2 separate regions of the Homo sapiens genome follow, and region 1 is linked to region 2. The links are chromatin contacts, found by Hi-C or POLR2A ChIA-PET in ENCODE. All regions are on one chromosome and are shown on one strand. The core of a region is the stretch at or near the end of the contact, and the rest is flanking DNA. Distances in the headings are between cores, read along the strand shown.

Evidence for each region. A loop is a pair of places that touch in the nucleus more often than their neighbours do. ChIA-PET counts read pairs that join two places held with the same protein, here RNA polymerase II (POLR2A). Pooled maps may share reads with other maps.
Region 1: a map of Calu3 shows a loop between it and region 2 (2.4-fold over the local background). The contact joins two enhancer-like sites. A Hi-C loop is called at or near these places in 2 of 168 maps with a recorded cell type or tissue (Calu3 and GM12878), 1 of 37 single-sample maps with no recorded cell type and 4 of 50 pooled maps. POLR2A ChIA-PET finds 5 or more read pairs at or near these places in 1 of 52 experiments (activated T-cell).

Annotation. Positions count from the first base shown.
Region 1 is chr3:172,255,463-172,262,625 of GRCh38, reverse strand. All of the region lies in intron 6 of FNDC3B (fibronectin type III domain containing 3B), which reads right to left. Among named protein-coding and RNA genes, the nearest start is that of GHSR, 190 kb to the left of the region's middle. RefSeq lists a silencer at 6,323-6,518. Within about 2 kb of position 3,205, at least 14 of the 41 ENCODE cell types and tissues checked have a DNase peak (open chromatin) inside an H3K27ac peak, as active enhancers do.
Region 2 is chr3:172,061,486-172,068,247 of GRCh38, reverse strand. The region is part of intron 1 of FNDC3B (fibronectin type III domain containing 3B); the gene reads right to left. Among named protein-coding and RNA genes, the nearest start is that of FNDC3B, 25 kb to the right of the region's middle. Within about 2 kb of position 1,632, at least 5 of the 41 ENCODE cell types and tissues checked have a DNase peak (open chromatin) inside an H3K27ac peak, as active enhancers do.

The DNA.
Region 1 (7,163 bases), core at 1,956-4,455, 190 kb before region 2:
ATTTTTAACTTAAAACAAAAAATAAAAAAAAAAATTCTCAATTTCCAGTTTTTAAGCACATCAAAACTCTAAAATATCATTTTAACAACTTCAAGTCATATTCAAAAAAACCTAATACCTCCGTATAGTGTACTGCTACTCCTTGCAAAGTTCTACTTAAGACTTCACTTTTATTTTGTTTATCACATTAATGCATGCTGGCAGTGGATGCTCTAATCCAGCACAAGAGGTAGACAAAAGCATCAGGAAACTCCAAATAGGAAAAGAGTAGGAGATGTATTCACATGGAGATTTGTTCCAAGTGGATCTGCCAGCAGAAGGGCACATGGACCACAACAGGGCAAAAAGGCTTTCCCCGTCTCCACCCAACCCCTCTGGGAAATGTTAACCTAGTAGGAGGAATAGAATATACAATAATGGAACCATGAAACCTCTCTTATTTTCTGCCCATTTTTTTCCCAAATTATCTTTATTCCACAGTCTATCCAATCATCCCTGCCCACTGTGTGCTCCTTTCATTCCACTTGTTTTCCTGTTCTTACCACTTCCTTTTATTTCAATGTGCCATTCCTCTGAAGCCCTTCTCATTTCTTTCCAGTCTCGTTATTTTCCAGTCTTCCTGAACCATCACAATTCTCTTTTATGCTTGGAGCAAATCATCCCCACCATGACCTGGTCTTTTCTGGCCTTTTCTGAGAATAACACCTACATGGAAAGTCCCCTTCTTCTGATGCAGCTGGAAAGAAGCAGTTACAATCTGGAATGGGGAAGGGAATGGCAAGGGGAAGAGTTTTTTAAAAAGCAAATTCAGAGAAAAATGAGGAAATGTTATAGTCAACTATGGGGAGCATTTCACTTATTACTTTGTAAATTGCATGCACTGAGCTATTATGTGGGTACAACAGTAATGGCAAAACCCACAATTATTTGTGCACCAGCCTAATAGAATCACTGTTGTTTCCCAGGGACCTTTCCCACATCACACTTGTGTTATCTACTCAATTCCTAGAATTTCAAAGTCTCACTACAGCACCAAAAACTGAAATACGGTAATAGCGTCTGCTACACTGTGTGTCTGGTTGAGCAAATTAAATTTAAAATAAAAGCCACAGCTGACCATGGCAGAAAGCATGAAGAATAATGAACATATTTGTAGTATAGACTATAATTATCACATTACAATACTGATCATACAAAACCAGAAGTTCAACACCCTGCCTCTTGACACTGCAGTTTATGTAAAGATCCTAGAGCTCCATTCCACAGAAGGAGAAGCAATGACAAAATCGATGTTGACATAGCAGCAGGAAATTTGCCAAAATTCCATCACAAATGCTGAGACTCTTTCAGATAAGGTATTAACAGAAATGGTTTCCACCTCGACATACCTGGTAGTCAGCCTCCATGATGCCTCGCCACCCCCATGATCTACTTAAACCTAGTGCTGACCCCTTCCGCAATGTAGCAGGGCAGGTCTATGCAGCCCACAGAATGCGGAAGACATGGTGTACAAGTTGCCAGGTGTAAGGAAAGGTTGTGAAAGACTTGGAAATTTAGTGGGTTACCCAGTTAGTTTATCCATCTAGCTTAACTAATTGCCCTAATGCAAGGAATGTGGGTGGGAGAAAAATAAATATAGAGAAGTTGTTGTTTGCCCATCGCCTCCAGCTAATGTCCCCTGAAATCTCCCCCTTTTAGCAAAGTAACTTAGAGTGGTTAATTTGCTGAGTGGGTTCAAACAGAATCAAGCAGGCCTGTCAGACCCCATTCTGTGGGCTCACACAGAGAATTCAACCAGAGAGGTGACAGGGAAAAAGCACGGAGAGAGGACTGCATTTTATTCTTGCCCAGAATTCAGCAGGTTGTTTGTGGGTTGGCAATAGTCCGAGAACCTTTTTTGGGGAGTGGATGCCCCTCTGAACTCTCCCCTATCTCAAGTCCTTGGCATTCACTATTACTTAACACTGACCCAGCCTGCAGGACGCCTTGCCCAACAGCATTCTGATGGGCATGCTCACAAGCTGAGGTTATAATAAAATGGCCCACAGAAAGCAGTTCTCACAAGGAAAAAATCTCATGGTCTTTCTTCACCAATACCACTACATTTTTAAAGCACTTAGTGTCTGAAATTGTACTAAGAGCTGATGATAGTCCTCTGAAAGAGATGCCATTAATTACCCCTATTTTCTACATACAAGAAAGAAATGAAGCCTTGAAAGATGAACTATCATGCCCAAGGGCACATAGTTCCCAAGTGGCTGAATTGAGACTAAACCAAGATCTGCAAGGTCCCAACTAGTACATATTTTAAATATGCTTCTGAGTATGGCACTTTTGTGATGACGATCTCTAACCCAGTTAAATTCAGAATTCAACTTAGCTAAATGAAAGAAATAACATATAGAAGTTTCAAATCAATAAAATTGAAGGTTACAAATATACCAGAAACAAACCATATCATCACTTATACCTGCTGTTTAAAGGGTTCTTTGGGATGACATTTATTTTACCAACATGGGTTCTGATGTCATCTAAATGCTGTCATGATCAGTTCCCAAGAAAGCAAAAAGGCAGAGAAAATAACATGGGTTTACAGAGTTCAGTACTACATATGGTAAAAACTAATCAAAATTCTGACCTCAAACTTCTGGTGAACATTCATTTCAAAAGAAAACTCAACGAATTATTTTTGCATGCTTTTTGTCTTTATATGCAAGTGAAAAATGTGAAGCTTCAAGTATGATTTAATGGGTTAAGACTTCTTAACTTGACATGACAAAAATATCTCATTTTGCCTGTTGAAAGAATCATGTAGTAAACATCTTTAAAACATTCCAGATTGCAACAAAAATACGAGGGGGAAAGGGCAAAAGGCAAAAGATAGGATAAGTGATGTAACTTAATAAAGACAATTATATACTCTACTAATTAACAATTTGGGCCACCATGGTTTCCTCTTTGTTGAGCTGTAAATTTGCCTTTGCACTAGTAAAATCAACATCCCAGTAAGAGGGAAAAAAATCATCATAAAGGGGTCTTACAGAAAAGTAGTTATTCACAGTTTGATTTCTCCAGCCTTGGGCCTGCAGGATAAGGCCCAAGTCAGAAAGCGCATGTTAATGAGCAGCATGCTCCTTATGAAACAGGCTTCTGTCCCCAGAACTATCTCCATCCCACACATAGACAGTTGCAAGGCGTTCAAGTGCGCTCGGCCCCTAACTAGAGTCACTCAGAGGCCTCTATAACTAAGCAGAGAGATCTGGCAGCCTACGCTTGAAATGGAAGTGGCGATGTTAATTGTCCAGTTTCCTGCCAAGAAGAATGCCTCATGTCTCTTGCATTCTAATCCAGGGGTCCCCACTGTCCTTTGAAAAAATAAAAGTTATTTGGGCTTGTTTGGACTATTTTTACTTTTCAGACTGTAATTGGCAGCCAGATGGATGAATTCCACTGACCTGAGCTCACTTTTAACTTTTCTCATGTTTTCTTGATATTTTTGCAATACTCAGAATTTATATGCAGCTATAGACAGGTGAAAAAACACAGGATTCATCATCACCTATAGACTTGAGAGATAAAGCAATATTAAAAATGTATCTAGAAACAGTACAGTGTTCAAATGCAGTAAGGGAAGCAGATACTCTGGGGGAAAAGAAGAACCCTGCCAACTCCAGCCTTCCAAAACACCTCGTCTGAGCATGCCTAGGATATGTGCTCACAAGACAGAAAAAGCTTACAAGAGAAAGAGGAAATCTGCCACTTGTGAAGTGCAAAAGCCCTACTAAATATCCTACTTTAATCAGAAAACAGAAAAGCACAAGCATTATCTGTTACAGGGAGCCAAGACCAAAGAGATTCCAAAAGAAAATCTGTCTTGACTCCCAACATTCCAGACCTTATTAACATTAAGCACGTCATTCCAGACAAAGGAAACCACTGTCAGCCCTGCGCAGGTGGATGCTGCTATGCCCTCCCAGAGCCCAAGCCATTCAGCAAAAGGATAGACTCCAAGGACCCAAAAATATCCACAGTCTCAGACCCCCAGAGGGAAAAAACGCCATCCCAAACCTTGGTGCGCTGTGACTTCTCATTATGAATAATTACTGTTATTGTGAATACACTTTCTTGCTGCTTTGGGGGAAGTAAAGCTGTAGTCTGATTCTGGTTTCTGAGCAATGATCACAAAATATAAGAATAGTAAGAGAAAAAATGCCAGGGAGGACCACCTGAGAAAGAATTAGAATACAAAGAACCGGTAATAAGGAACACTGCTGGAGTCAGAAAGCAATCTGCGAACTCTGAAAGACAAATGCACAAGAATAATGCCCTCATCACTGGCTTTCGGTATCATAACCAGAACCTGTGAGTCTATGTCGTGGAATGTGATCTAAAATGCAACTGAGTCTTTGGATTGTTAACAATTCCAAAGGTCAAATGCCAAGAGTATGCTGTACGTTCATTTTCTTCCGTATTTGGAATTCTTGCCACTTTGTCCCAATTTTTCCCATATGGCAGTATGACTTCTAGAAGAGTTCACATAAGCTGCTACCTATATGTTAGTCACACAAAAGGAACTCTTCCATCACTAGTATATATTTATCATGATACAGATAGTACAAGGAACATACTTCAACTTAAACCAAGTGTTCCAACTGAATGCCTCCCACCCGCCGCTTTCCCACCCCTGCCATTTAAAATCTTGGTTAAAAATTGCTTGGCACTCAAAGAGCCAGCAGTTCTCAAATGCTACTGTGGCTTATTATTACCTGGAGTGCCTGATGAAACATAGATTGGTGGGCCCCACCTACACAGCCTGTATTCAGTAGGTCTGGGGCAGGTCATAAGGGTACATGTCTCACAAGCTTCTAGATGGTACTGATACTGCTGGTCTGAGCCCATGAGTAGCCAGGACCCAGGTGAGGGCTGGATCCCTGGGAAAGCCTTGTGGAGGGTGACAAGGACCCAGGTCCTCCACTCAAACCACTGGAGTTCTAGTGCTGTCTGCTTTCAGAGTGCGTGTGTGTGTGTGTGTGTGTGTGTGTGTGTGTGTGTGTGTATGAATGCGTGTGATGTGGTAGGGGTGAAGGGATACTGTATTTAAAACTGGTAATCCACACAAGATTGCCTGAAAAGAGAGGCAATGTGCTCATTGATAAGATTTTGAAAATCACTGACTGTAACTCACCTGTTCATTTTACTGAAAGGGAAACCACGGCTTAGTGAAATGACATGTTCTATGTCACACAGTCCAGAACGCCGATTATTTAAAATCTTACAATTCCATTCTGTTTTTAAAATGTAAAAGTCATATATGAAAAAGACATCCTCACTCTTAGGGTAAGCCCCAGGAACAAAGTGAAAGTCAACAATGTCAACTGCACACAGCAAATTTTTATACATAAAAAAGTGTTTGGAGGCCAGGCGCAGTGGCTCACACCTGTAATCCCAGCACTTTGGAAGGCTGAAGTGGGTGGATCACCTGAGGTCAGGAGTTCAAGACCAGCCTGGCCATCATGGCGAAACCCCATCTCCACTAAAAATACAAAAATTAGCCAGGCATGGTGGCAGGTGCCTGTAATCCCAGGAGAATTGCTTATAACCTGGGAGGTGGAGGTCTCAGTGAGCCGAAATTGCGCCACCGCACTCCAGCCTGGGCGACAGAGCCAGATTCTGTCTCAAAAAAAAAAAAAAGTTTGGAAATTGTGACTTTACACTCTTGATTTCCTCTCCCTTCACCATCTGCCCACATATACACACAAACACACACACATACATATTATTGAGACTACTTAGGTCTTTTAAAATTAAACAGTGGATCCTCATCAAAGCTTTTGTTTTTTACTCTAAATTCACCTAATTATTTCTATAACAATATTAGCAGATAACCTAACTGCTTTCTGAGGGGCTATAACTGGCTGAAAATTGAAGGATTTCAGTTAGAAAACTGGATCCTGACTCACTGTATCCCACTCAATAACTTCCTTAAAATATTGTGTGCTTTGGTTTTTTTATCAAGAATAAAATGGAAGAAATGAAGCTTCCTTCTCACTCAATGAAGAGCAACAGAAACTTCTTTAGCTTCTGCAGTGAAAGGCAATGTGACTATTTTAACTGGGTTTTGGCCACAGAACAGGCTCAAGGCCCAGCTCTTGCATAATACTCCGTACACAAGAACAAATTTTTCCATTCCTGTCCTTGAACATCTGTGGACTGGATGCCCAAGCACTGTTCTAAAATGAAATGCTGGGAGAGGAAGAGAAAAGGAAGGCAAAAACTCTTGAAATATTTTCCCTTAACTTATCTGCCATCATAATATGTTGGAGAGACAGGCAGGCTTCACAGAGGAGGTGATAACTGAGCTGGCTCTTGAAGGCCTGAGTTGGAGTTTGCTAGGCAGAGGAACTGGAAGGACAGGCCAAAAAAGGGGAATGAGGCATATTCACAAAATGGGGCAGAACACCGCATGTCTGGTGGGGAAATGTGAAGGGCCACAAGAGGTGAGTATGTGTCATATCATGCAGTTTAGACTTTATTCTCTAGACAGTGGGGAGCACCACAAAGGTTCTCAAGGAAGGAATTAAAATGTTGAGATCTATTTAACTGTAGTCACAAGAGAGGATGCACTGGAGAGGAAAATGAATAATCACACATCTTAAACCATAAGGTGGCCCTTCTGGGCAGTCTCTTAAGGTTCAGAGGGAGCAAAGAAAATCCTAAGAAACGTATGAGGAGACACCAGGGACCATGAGAAAGGAAGTCCCAAGAGGCTGTGCACCAGAGTTCTTTCTCACTCAGAGCTGGAAGTGCCCTAGGACGAGGTGACGAGGAGATGTGTGAGATCTGGTACCAATTCCACCAGAGAGGACCCCAAGGTATCTGTACGTTTCTACCCAGTGGCAACCTTTCTTAAAAGAGCCTGGAAGTGTCCAGGCACAGTGGCTCACGCCTGTAATCCCAACACTTTGGGAGGCTGAGGCCAGGAGTTGGAGACCAGGAGTCAAGGCCAGCCTGGCCAACATGGCAAAACCCCGCCTTTACTAAGAATACAAAAAAATTTGCCAGACGCAGTGGCTCACGCTTGTCATCCCAGCACTTTGGGAGGCCGAGGTGGGTGAATCACCTGAGGTCAGGAGTTCAAAACAAGCCTGGCCAACATGGTGAAA
Region 2 (6,762 bases), core at 383-2,882:
GCATCAGCTCTGACCCTGGGGATATAAAGGTGAACTTACAAGCCCTCTGCAGGAGCCCAGAATGGGAGTCCACTGGGGGGAATAGGTGGGTAACTAAATGACAAAAGTGTATAAGACAAAATAGAATCCCCTGAAAAGAGCAGCAGGGGCTACAGAATGGGATCCACCAGGATGAGCCTGAAGAGTTGGGAAAGGTAGACCGAAAGCAAGGCAGTCGCCCTGTGACTGAGGTGGAGGAGTGGGGAGGTATGACAGGCAGTAGAGACACAGGGAGGCCATGTACAGCCCAGAGGGAGAAGATGATGATGGCCTGAACGTTCTCTGCTCTCAGGAGTCATAAGTATTCTACCATTAATTCCCAGAGGAAGTCTCTTCAAAACAGACAGGAGAAGGAAACACCTATAATAAGTCTTGCAGGTTAAGTGGCAGAGAAACAAACTGGTTTCCCTAGGTCTACAAAAGAGCCTGTTCTGTAGTACTAACTCTTGGACCACAAATCCCTAACAAGATGCAAACTTCTGAAGATTCTTAATGGGCCTGTTAAGTAATTTTTTTTTCAAGTGTGATGACATTTTGCTCCACTGATCCAGGTGCAAAGACTGTACCAAAAACCCACCAGAGACTTTGCTTCGTATAGGAAACTCTTGATGTAATTGTAGCTCTATGACTCACGGTAATTATCTTTTTAAAGAAACATAAAACACTAAGAAAGTGTACTTTTATTTTATGATCTTCTATAAAATAACAGCATTAGTATTTCATTCATAAGTGTAATAAAGTAACATCAAACAAGAAAAAAAGCAGAGTCCGACTCTGGTGCCTTAGTGAACGCAGAAAAGCCTCACAGATCAGATTTACAGTAAGCCAGACAAACTCATCTCCACACCACTTTCATCCTTCTCATCAAAAAGGTAGTAAGACTTCAAAAAGCACATCAATCAGGCCATTCTCGCTGTTTAAGACACAACCCCAAAAGAACTCAAACTAATTACAGCGCCACATTATATACAGAAAAATACCACTGCTGTCTGAATAATATCTAAACAGTGGAAATTTAAAAGGACAAAATTAGGAAGCAAAATAATAAAAGCCTAGAGGAGGATTTTGATAGCTCATGGAAGACTGGGTGAGGGTAGGAGACTGCGGACCAAGTCTTATATCTGCACAGGAGAAAGAACCAAGTTAGAAACCACTCTACATAAAGCAAGGAGGAAGAGCTGCAATCTGAGAAAAGGGTGATCTGGTACAAGACCCCTAAATCCACAATAAGAGAATATTGTGTATGTCTCAAAAAGAGAGTATTGTATATGTCTGCTACTGAACAACAGCAACAAAAATTTTTACACTTTTCAGTAAAAGTGCTTCAAAAGAGCTGCCTATGTTCACACACTCGTGCAACCAATTAAAAGTATAATAATCAAAATTAGTTCATTTTCAATGTATAGACCAGAATCTCAAAACAGATAAAAATTCCTTTCTGAAGTATGCAACTTAGTGTCACTTCTCCATGTGTAGCATTTTCTTCGAAAACACAAAACTTTGTTAATGTTCTTCTAACTCCCAAGTTACTCAGTAACCACAAGAGTAACTGAAAGCAGTCTGGGAACAGCAGCACGTAGATCCAGGTCTTAATCTGAGCCTTGTGACCAAGCTTTACTAAATGGCTCAACCCAGACAAGTCCTGAGTTTCCCAGAGGAAAATGAGCTTTATTTCCTGAAGCCTGTAGCCACCTCTGTCCTGAAAGGACAGGAAATTGTAGTCATTTTCGCCAAAACTATATGTAAACAGGCTGCAGAAGGGAGTTACCTAGATATTGCCTTGGGCAGATATTACCTCCCAAAGTCTCAGTTTTCTCATCAGGAAAATAGGAATCACATCGTTCCCCTTCCAGGGTTGATATGAAGGTACACAAGATCATATGTGGAATTTAAGATGCTCTAATGCCTAAAATGGCAAAACTTGGTGTTAGTATCATTATCGCCTCACTGCTCATCTCCCCAGGCCCACCTCCCACCCATATTGAACACCCAAACGTCATCATTACCCCTAGCAACCACAGAATCATGGGAAGACAGAACAGATGAAGTTTGGTAAGCTACTAAATAACAGTTGTGGGCTAACAGCCAGGTTATCAGACAAGCAAACGCAACCCAAATGAAGCTTCTTACCTGCATTTCTACATCAGCTACAATGGTCTTGGTGTATCTCTACATTCCAAGCCTTCATGCATCCTTTGTAAATACTAAGAATCAGGGGTATTTAGGTTGACAAAGTAACTACATTAACCACATAATCATACCTCTACATCATTATCACCAAGAACAACAGTATTCCAAATATTAGACTCATAACTCTAAAGCAACAATTTCCTCCCCTCACTCTCTGGGAAAAAAGAAAGAAAGAAAAACTTTGCAGAGGAATAAAGTGGGAAGCCAGTGTTCTAATATAAACATGACAAGCCCAATTCTATCACTGCAATATACTTTCTGACTTCAGTACAAAAATCTTTTCTGACCATCTGGAGCTACTCCAGGCATGAGGCCAAAACTTTGTAATTCCTTTTCAAAGTAAATGACAGATCAGTAACTGCCACGTTGCTAATGCACAGCCAAAGGGAGCACCTCATATCCTATTCAATGCTCCCTGGAGTTTTACACATATAGTAAAAACAAAGTGCTTCCAAATAAACCTGCCCACTTTCCAATATTCCAAACTGAACAGCGATCCTGTCACTTTTGAACAAGGCGGCATTTCTTCGGGTGTGATCCTATTACCCTATTTCACACACAGGAAGTAGGACTTCAAGTTTCACTAAAAAGTCATATCTACACTAAAATGAATCCTATGTATGTCCACTACTATTTCAGTTCTCCAGAAATGGCACATAGGAGTCTACCAAAAATTTTTTTTCTTTTGAGTCGGAGTCTAGCTCTGTCACCCAGGCTGGAGTGCAGTGGCACGATCTCAGCTCACTGCAACCTCCGCCTCCCAGGTTCAAGCAATTCTCCTGCCTCAGACTCCTGAGTAGCTGGGACTACAGGTGCATGCCACCATGCCCGGCTAATTTTTATATTTTTAGTAGAGATGGGGTTTCACCATGTTGGTCAGGCTGGTCTCGAACTCCTGACCTCATGATCCGTCCGCCTCAGACTCCCAAAGTGCTGGGATTACAGGCGTGAGCCACCGCACCAGGCCTCTACCAGAAATTTTAAGAGGCTGTTCTCTGCAGTGCCTGAGATGCCCATAAGGTTGCAATAAACATGGGGTCACATATATACAGGGCAACAGAGGTGAACTCAGGATCAATGGGGACCCATTAAGTTGGTGGACACTTGTTTTTAAACCCCACTGACTAGCAGAATCACTTTCTTCATTCATCCAACACACCAAATGGAGAGCCTACTATGCGCCAGGTACTGCAGTGATGACGAATGAAATCAAATCTCCCAACACCTTTGCCAAAAATATAAATTTGAAGAGCCCAAAACCAGTTTCATGTAATATGCCACTGATAATAAGAGCCATTTGAAAGCTCAGAAGCTAAAATTTGATAATCTTCCCCTGGAGCATATTGAGCAGAAAGATGTCAGCCAGCAATGGCTATGGACTTCCTACATTTCAAAGAAATGAAAGTTATCTCTGAAGTCACACTTTGCATTGGGGAGTTGTCTTACCCTTTTAAGTAAAACATTTTAAAACTGAACAACCTGAAAATTCATCTGTTAGCCAACCGTTTCTTACAAAGACAAGTTAAAAAGAGTTTTACAGATGAATAAAAGATGAGTAAACAGTAGCTGGCCACTAATCACAAAATTAAGCAGCAGATAGATTATAAATAAAAATATAAAACGGGTCATTATGGGGCTGACTTAGTCCATCTGGTCTGCTTTAACAAAATACCTTAGCCTGGGTAATTACAAACAACAGAAATTCATTTCTTACAGTTCTCGGGGTTGGTAAGTCCAAAATCAAGGCACCAACAAATCAGATGTCTGGTGAGGGCTCCTTTCCTGGTTCACAGATGGTGCCTTCTTGCTGTGTCCTCACATGGTGGAGGGGCAATCAGGCTCCCTTAGGCTGTCTATCTAATCTATCTATCTATTTTAAGAGAGAGTCTTGCTATGTTGTCCAGGCTGGAGTGCAGGGGTTATTCACTCACTGCAGCCTCAAACTCCTGGCCTCAAGCAATCTTCTCACGGCCACAGCCTTCCATATAGCTGGAACTATAGATTCGCACCACCACACCTGGCCCTTAAGCTTCTTTTATAAGGGCGTGAATGCCATTCATGAGGGATCCACCCTCATGATGTAACTGTCTCCTAAAGGCCCCACCTCTTAACACCATCAACTTGGGGGTTAGATTTCAACATATAAATAAATTTGGTGAGGGGAGAGAGACACAAACATTCAGACCACAGCAGGGTCTCATCCTGATGAAAAACTGTCCCTAAGGATAAATTCACAAAATCAGAGTAAGAGAGCTAGAAAAGGCATTAGAGATGGTCCTACTCTGATTTTACCCAGCTCCTCTGTTAGAGACTCTATTTTTTTCAGGCTGCCCTCAAAACATCATGTGATCATTACTAAAATAATGGCATCTGAATGTCCTGAGCCAACTCCGAATGGAACCCCTTGTGTCCTATCTGAGAACAGGAAAGAGATCAGCAATCATATCAGACAGTCACAGACAATTCAGAATCCTGGTAAGGGAAAGAGTAGAAACCTCAGTGCAGATTCCTCGTCACAGGAATGCATGAGGAGGACACTGTCCTCAGTCTTTGGGGCTAGAAGGGGAAGAGAAGTAAACGTTGACAGAATTATCCTTCTCAAAGAGTTTAACAGGCACAGTGGAAATTCCAAGGCAGATATCACTATCAAAGAAAACTGTTGGGAGGAGAATGGGTAGCAGGGGAGAGTATCAGCGATACAAGAATCTGAACAGAAGGACAATGTACAAGAAAAGGTAGGGACTTTCTGAAGGCATTTTTGGTGGCGGTGGGTGGGGATGAAGTAAACAGCAAAGAATAGACTGTAGAAAAAGACAAAAATGCTATCTTATTTTAGGGAACTGTGGAACATTTGAAGAAAAATGGGGAAAATACAAAAAAATCAAGACTTGCTTCAAAAGTATATAACGAAAAAATGTATTTAACAAGGAAGATAGGGAGAAAAGATACGTGTAAAGAAAGGACAGCAATGGATCATTCAAAAGAGAAATCTTAAAATCTATGAGAGCAAGATATGGTTTTGTAGCATTAGATCATACACCAATTTCACTTCCTTCAAAGGCATCACCAAAAAAAGTAATGCTTTAAAGAGAGACACTATTTTTTTTTCTGACTCTGCCTACATTCACTTAATTCTTCATTCTCCTCTCATTTTGACCTAAGTTATTCACTTAAGATTAACTTTTTCTCAGTGATATACGGGCTTCAGGAAATAACTAATAGAAGTCAAAATGAGAAGAGGATGGATGGATGGGTGGATGGATGGATAGATGGATGGAGAATGACTTAACAGTTTGGCAGAGTCAAAAAAAAAAGTACTTAGAAATACCATATATAATATCAGCTCTGCTCAAATTGCAAAATGCCAATCATAATACTTATACAATAATCAAACAATGATAAAGAGAAAATCCCACTTTCAAGAAGGAGAAAAGTGGCCAGGCGCGGTGGCTCACGCCTGTAATCGCAGCACTTTGGGAGGTCAAGACAGGTAGCTTGGCTAACACAGTGAAACCCCATCTCTACTAAAAATCCAAAAAATTAGCCAGGCGTGGTAGCACACATCTGTCATCCCAGCTACTCGGGAGGCTGAGGCAGGAGAATCACTTGAACCTGCGAGGCGGAGGTTGCAATGAGCTGAGATCATGCCCCTGCACTCCAGCCTGGGTGACGGAGAGAGACTCCATCTCAAAAAAAAAAAAAAGAAGGAGGAGAAAAGTAGCAGAAATTGGGGTACTAGGGACCAATAACAGACAGGGGCAGGAAGAAAGGAGGCAAATTCCCAACCCTAGAAAAGGAAAAGAATAAATTTGTATATAGCCTGCAAGGGGGCTGAGGGGTAAGGAGAGAAGGAATGGGGACTGAGCACTTCATGGTCATGCTGGCACTGATCAGCTTCCGGACATGTCCTTTATTGCATGTATAAAAAAACTATTAAGGAAGAAGTGAAACTGCACAAACTTAACCTCAGCACCAGCATGATTACCTCACGTAACTTCTTTTCTTAGTATCCCTAAACAGAAAGTCATTCAGATAAATAAGTTTATGGTTTTTGATAAGTGTCCCCTAGTAACCTGGTTTATGCATCATGCATTAGTTTGTGGAACTGAAAGGTTAATGCTGGAAAAAAAGATCAGAGATCTCTTTGGTTCTTTGCCCCGACTTAGTTAAGATTGTGTAACTTGTGCAAATATAACCATTTCCTGTCCGCTGAACAAAGCAATTAGTGGACTGGGTACAGTTTCTGAGACAATTTAAGGGAAGAAATCAATCTGGCCATGTCTCACTGTAGTTCATTTTAAAGAAAGAAACAAAAGAGACAGGAAAATATAGAATATCACTATTTTGTTGAATAGAAGTCATTCTTGCTTTATATAACCTTCTTCCCCCACAGATTGTACATGACACATTAGGAAAAGAATCTGCTTCAAAACGGCTTGCAAAGAATATATCTAACACCCATAACTTCAATTTACTATTAAAAAGTAGGCTGGGTGTGGTGGCTCATGCCTGTAATCCCAGCACTTTGGGAGG